Linked DNA regions of Homo sapiens: region 1 is linked to region 2. A link is a loop called in an ENCODE intact Hi-C map of the cell type or tissue named here. Cell type or tissue: lower leg skin. All regions are shown on one strand. Links, peaks and the distances in the headings refer to the core of each region. The heading gives the core; the rest is flanking DNA.

Region 1 (2,880 bases), core at 381-2,880, 400 kb before region 2:
GCTGAGGTGGGAAGATTGCTTGAACCTGGGAGGTTCAGGCTGCAATGACCTGTGAACTCCAGCCTGGGCGACAGAGCAAGACCCTGTCTCGAAAAAAAAAAAAGTAAGTTTATCTCTCTCCCATGTTCTGAGGTGAATGGTCTCAGTAGGTGGTATAGCTGTTTTTTAAAGTCACTCAGGGGCCCAGGATCCTTCTAGCATGTTGTTCCACAATCCTCTAGGACACTGTTATCATTTGCAGGGTTGGAGAAGAATCATTTCAGCTCCAACCGATGGGAAGCAAAGAGGCCAGAGAAGCAGGCAGGCTGTCTTGGAGCCTCCCTTGGAAATGGCACCCGCTGAGCTCACAACTCACTGACAGGCACCTGGCCACTTGGTCAAACCTGACTGCAACAAGACTGAGCCATGTAGTGTAATTGTGTGCCTCAGAAAACAAGGATGGATTCAACGTGGTAAGAAATGAGTAATCGCTGCCAAAAAGTTATCTGGAATAATTTAAAATGCCCATGATTATGAAGTGGTTGCCATAAAAGGCAGGATAATTAATGGTTACATTTCAGCAGGGAGAGATTTTAATTGAGAAGTAAATTTTGAGGTGTTGGCAATGTAAGTGGTAGTTACATGGATGTTCTCTTACATTAATGTGTTTTGCATTTTTAGTGTTTTTCATGACAAAGTGTTTCTAAATAAGGATCTATACTTGTTTCAAGAAGATATAACAGTCCAATCTTTACTGAATGTGTATCTTGAGTCACCTCAGTCAGTCTAGCAGATAAGAAAATTAGACCCCAAAATGACAAGTATCACAGGTTTAATACAGTTTGGTGTGACTTAGTGTTTGTAAAAGTAAATATGTGTAGTTTATTTCCATTAATTTCTGAGTTGAAATTCCATATTTATTTGGTATGAAATAGGCTCATGGAAATAAAAGGCTAATTTACAATATTTTTCTTAGAAGAATTTGACATAACAGCTCAGTATTTCACAAGAATCCAGAGTCAATTAAAACTTTAGGTCCAGCATCACTCATCAATAATCCACCAGCAATCCAACTTTAATTTGGATTCATATGATGAAGGAATAAAACTGGTGAGAATCTGTGGTGGAAAGACTCCAAGGTGGCCCTATGATCCCTGCCTCTTGGTATCATGTCCTCACATAACCCCAAACCGCTTTGAGGGTGAATGGGACTATTGATTAGCTTCTAACCAACAGAACACACCAAAGGCAGCAGCATGTATTTGATCACATTATATAAAACTGTAATGTCAGTGCTGCTAGGGAAAGTGAGCTGCCATATTGTAGGTTGCCCACATAGAGGATCACATGACAGGAACTGGGGATGCCTTCCAGACACCAGCCAGTGAGAAACTGAGACCCTTGGTCTGAAAGTCTACAAGAAACTGAATTCTGTCAACAACCATGTGAGCTTAGAAGAGAATGCTTCCCCACTGCAGCCTCAGGAGAGACACCAGACCTGGCTGACACCTGGAGTCCACCCTTGCAGAGGACCTAGCAGAGTCAGGTCCAGGCTCCTGACGCACAGAAACTGTACAACAATAATTGTGTTTTTTAAGCCAATAAGTTTGTATTAATAATGTTATACAGCAATAGAAAATACAAAATCCTTATGAAAATTCCACTATTTTTACAAATCCAAGAGAGAAAAGTAGTATCATATCTTTTTCTATTACCTTCTCAATAACCTTAACAAACAAAAGCCAGAATTTTAACGGGGTATTTTATTTTCAGAGATGAGATCTTGCTATGTTGCCTAGGCTGGACTCGAACTCCTGGGCTCAAGTGATCGTCCCAGGCATTAACAATGTATTTTAGAACAACAATAAGAGCTTATATGAGATGGACTGACTGTCGTAAATTTTTCATCAGAGCCTCATATTATAGCTGCCAGAGGCATTTCATTATTCTTACCGGTTTTTGAAGGGGAGTATATTTCCACCTCTGTCAAGTATGCACCCTCTATTATTCAAAAAAATATGGAATAATGTGATTATGATAGTGTCTTACACTATCAATTGCTAGGCATGTAATTCACACTCAAAAATTCTTACCAGTTTATTAGTGACTTCTACTATAATAAAGTATATAAGCAACAGATGCCTCAATATGAATGGATCAAAACGTTAAGTGCAAATGTATCTTAATCAAGATGTGTTTATAAGAGCTTTTGTGCTAATATTCGGCAATACTCTCAATTATTTCAATGCAATTTCATTACTCAATTATATCTCACTCACTTATACCTTATTTTGTAGAAAGAGAAACCAACCACAAACTATTGGCCCAGGCTTGCAAATTTAAAATAAAAACTGCTTTGCTAGTAGCAAAAAAAAAAAAAAAACACCAACAAAAAACAAAACAAAAAAACACCAAAAGCCCTGATGTTATAAACATTTCAGTGACATTTGTGAGCATATCACTGCTTTCACTTTTTTTTTTTTTTTTTTTTGAGATAGAGTCTCACTCTGTCGCCCACGCTGGAGACCTCAGCTCACTGCAAGCCCCGCCTCCTGGGTTCATGCCATTCTCCTGCCTCAGCCTCCCAAGTAGCTGGACTACAGGCGCCTACCACCACTCCCAGCTAATTTTTTGTATTTTTAGTAGAGACAGTGTTTTACCGTGTTAGCCAGGATGGTCTCGATCTCCTGACCTCATGATCGCCGACCTCGGCCTCCCAAAGTGCTGGGATTACAGGCGTGAGCCACCGCACCCGGCCCCACTGCTTTTACTATTATACCACATCATAAATCCATATACACTGATCCAATAATCCTTGCCACCTAAGAGTTTACATTTCTATAGCAGCACAATACACATATTGTCAAAAACATATCTCTTGTTCACCACACAAAATAGCAA
Region 2 (2,915 bases), core at 211-2,710:
GCAGAACTTTGACCTGAGCAACCTTGAAAGCTGTGGTAAGAAATACGGTGTTTGCTCCTAAGTGAAGTGGAGGAGAACAGAGGTTTTATGTAGGGAGCTCTGTGATCTCACTCTGCTGCTGCTTGGAGAATGGATGATTAGTACATACGGAAATAGGTGTGCCACTAGAGAGAGCCAGTGCAGCTGTGCAGGCAAGAGGTAGGTGATGATGGCTTAGACTGGGTTGGAAGCAGCGGAGGAAGAATGGGTGGATTGTGGAGGTGCTTAGGATTGAGGTGGAGTGGACAACTTTGCTGTTAGATGGGCGTGGGATGGAGGAGAGCGTGAACCTCGCTTGTTGAAGGGAACGGACTCGCTTAGGGAACAGCCTCTTCTACCACTGCCCTCTCCTTGCCCTACCATGCCTCTTCAGTCAGAACTCCATGGCCTTCCAGCCACTTTTGGTATTGGAATAACCACATTTTCAGGTACTCAGGTCCAGTCTACATAAAAACCTAAATGTGGCTTAGTGTGGTGGCTCACGCCTGTAATCCCAGCACTTTGGGAAATGAAGGTGGGCGGATCACTTGAGCTCAGGAGTTTGAGACCAGCCTGAGCAACATGGCGAAGCCCTGTGTCTACCAAAAATACGAAAAATTAAGCCAGGTGTGGTGGCGCATGCCTTTGGTCCCAGCTACTCAGGAGGCTGAGGTGAGACGATTGCTTGAGCCTGGGAGGCGGAGGTTGCAGTGAGCTGAGATTGCACCACTGCACTCCAGCCTGGGTGATAGAGCGAGACCCTGTCTCCAAAAAAAAAAAAAAAAAAAAAAAAAACCTAAATGTCTCATCTAATTAATTCAAAGCCTCTTCCCCTCATGTTAAGTGATGGCAGGAGTCCCCAAGGGCAGAGGGCGGTGGTGTATGTCCTGCTTCCTTATGCCTGTCCTGTTCCTCCAGGATGGAGAAGGGGCACTGGAGCGGAGACTTGGGGGTCTTTGTTCTCTGCTGGGTTGTCTAGGTTCTTTTTGGCCCACTAGCGCTAGGCCTGTGGTCCTAATGGGTGGCCCAGTGGTTGCTGGCTCTTTCTTGTTGGTGGCGGGGGTGCTGCTTTAGCATGCTCAGGCTGCTGCAACAAAATGCCATGGGCTAAGCTGCTTGTAAACAGCGGACATTTATATCTTATAGTCTGGAGGGCTGGAAGGTCTAAGATCAAGGTGCTGGCAGATTGGTGCCTGGGAAGGGCCAAGCTTTGGTTCATAGCTGGTGCCCTCTCTCTGTCCTCGTGCGGTGGAAGGATGTGGCAGCTCTCTGGGGCCTTCTTTATAAAAGGACACTAATTCCATTCACGAAGACTCCGACCTCATGACCTAATCACCACCTAAAGGCCCTACTTCCTGATACATTACCTTAGGGGTTAAAATTTCAACTTATGAACGGGGGCGGGCGGGGGCACAAACATTCAGAACAGAGCAAAACATTCAGACCTTTGGGCACTTCTGAGACCTTGGTAGGGACTTCGTGCTGGACTGTCTAGTGGAAACTGTGTGACACAACCAGCCTGCCCCCAACCCCCTACCACTGCTGTCCCGCACTCTGCCCCCCTTCCCTCATGGTGTAATTCTGGGGTCTGCTTCCCCAGCAGGACCTATTTGGGGTGGGATTCTTTCAGGATGACACAAGCTCTTACCCTCCTGTGTGCTGGCGGCAGCTGAGCTGGGTCCCCTGCTGTCTTTTTTTTTTGAGACGGAGTCTTGCTTTGTCACCAGGCTGGAGTGCGGTGGCGCGATCTCGGCTCACTGCAAGCTCTGCCTTCGGGTTCAAGCAATTCTCCTGCCTCAGCCTCCCGAGTAGCTGGGACTACAGGCGAGCGCCACCACACCCAGCTAATTTTTGTGCTTTTTTAGTAGAGACAGGGTTTCACCATGTTGGCCAGAAGGGTCTCGATCTCTTGACCTCGTGATCTGCCCGCCTTGGCCTCCCAAAGTGCTGGGATTACAGGCGTGAGCCACCGCGCCTGGCCGGTCCCCTGCTGTCTTAATCCTCTGCCCACTTAGCAACGCTCAGGCTTTTCTGCTGCAGGGTCTTACCTGCAAGGCCTGCACCAGTGTCTGTGTGACCCAACTCCACAGCACCTGCCACAGGCCCTTGGGAGTTTCCTTGTGCTTGGCTCAGCAGCAGACTGGGGTAGTGCAAGCATCTGAACAGACCTTGCCAAGTCCAGCCCAGGGTGAGCCCCAGGCTCCTTGCCACAGGCCACCACCCGTCTCTCTGGGGGCTTGTCTCAGTGGCTTCATGCTTGACTGGGGGAGGGGTTGGTGAGGAGAGCACACTTTTCCTTGTGGGGACCAGAGTGGGAATAGTGCAATACTCAAGACTTAGGTGAATTCCTTTCTGGAAGTCTCTCTTGTGACTGTATTTCTTTTCCTCATGCTGTGGGGGTCAGGGGGATGCAATGATTATGGAGCTGGCAGCCCCTGTCATGAGCCTGGGGAAGGCTCTCTAGCACCCTGCATCACCCTGTGGGCACCCTCAGCTCTGAGACCTGAGCCCTGAGCCCCTGTTCCCAAGGAGCAGAGTCCTTCTCAGGGCCTCTTCTAGAAGGAGCCTTGGTGCCGATGGAAGGGTAACTGAGCGGGAGGAGGAACCTAGGGTTGTGTTGTGTTCTCTAGTTGTTGTTGGTGAAATCCTTTTGGCGTGGGACATAGGAAGGTCTTTGCCCAATGTTCTCTCTCTCTTTTTTTTTTTGAGACAAAGTCTCGGTCTGTTTCTCAGGCTGGAGTGCGGTGGCGCGATCTCGGCTCACTGCAACCTCAGCCTCCCGAGTAGTTGAGATTACAGGCGTGCCCCACCATGCCTGGCTAATTTTTGTGTATTTAGAAGAGACGGATTTCACCGTGTGGGTCAGGCTGGTCTTGAACTCCTGACCTCAGGTGATC

Evidence for each region. A loop is a pair of places that touch in the nucleus more often than their neighbours do. Peaks named below come from ENCODE experiments on the same cell type or tissue, not always from the same donor. Only the 100,000 strongest peaks of a DNase experiment are listed, where the experiment ranks them.
Region 1: a loop joins it to region 2, with 7 times the contacts of the local background. A loop is called at or near these places in 7 of 110 quality-filtered maps.

What each region holds. Positions count from the first base shown.
Region 1 is chr4:2,225,899-2,228,778 of GRCh38, forward strand. All of the region lies in intron 3 of POLN (DNA polymerase nu), which reads right to left. HAUS3 (HAUS augmin like complex subunit 3) reads right to left here. Exons shown (of 6, transcript NM_001303143.2): 6 at 2,451-2,880. Among named protein-coding and RNA genes, the nearest start is that of HAUS3, 15 kb to the right of the region's middle. In lower leg skin, for the core only: no CTCF peak of the experiment used is centred there; no DNase peak of the experiment used is centred there.
Region 2 is chr4:2,621,471-2,624,385 of GRCh38, forward strand. The region is part of intron 2 of FAM193A (family with sequence similarity 193 member A); the gene reads left to right. Among named protein-coding and RNA genes, the nearest start is that of FAM193A, 86 kb to the left of the region's middle. RefSeq lists an enhancer at 2,244-2,915. In lower leg skin, for the core only: no CTCF peak of the experiment used is centred there; a DNase peak (open chromatin) is centred at 1,401.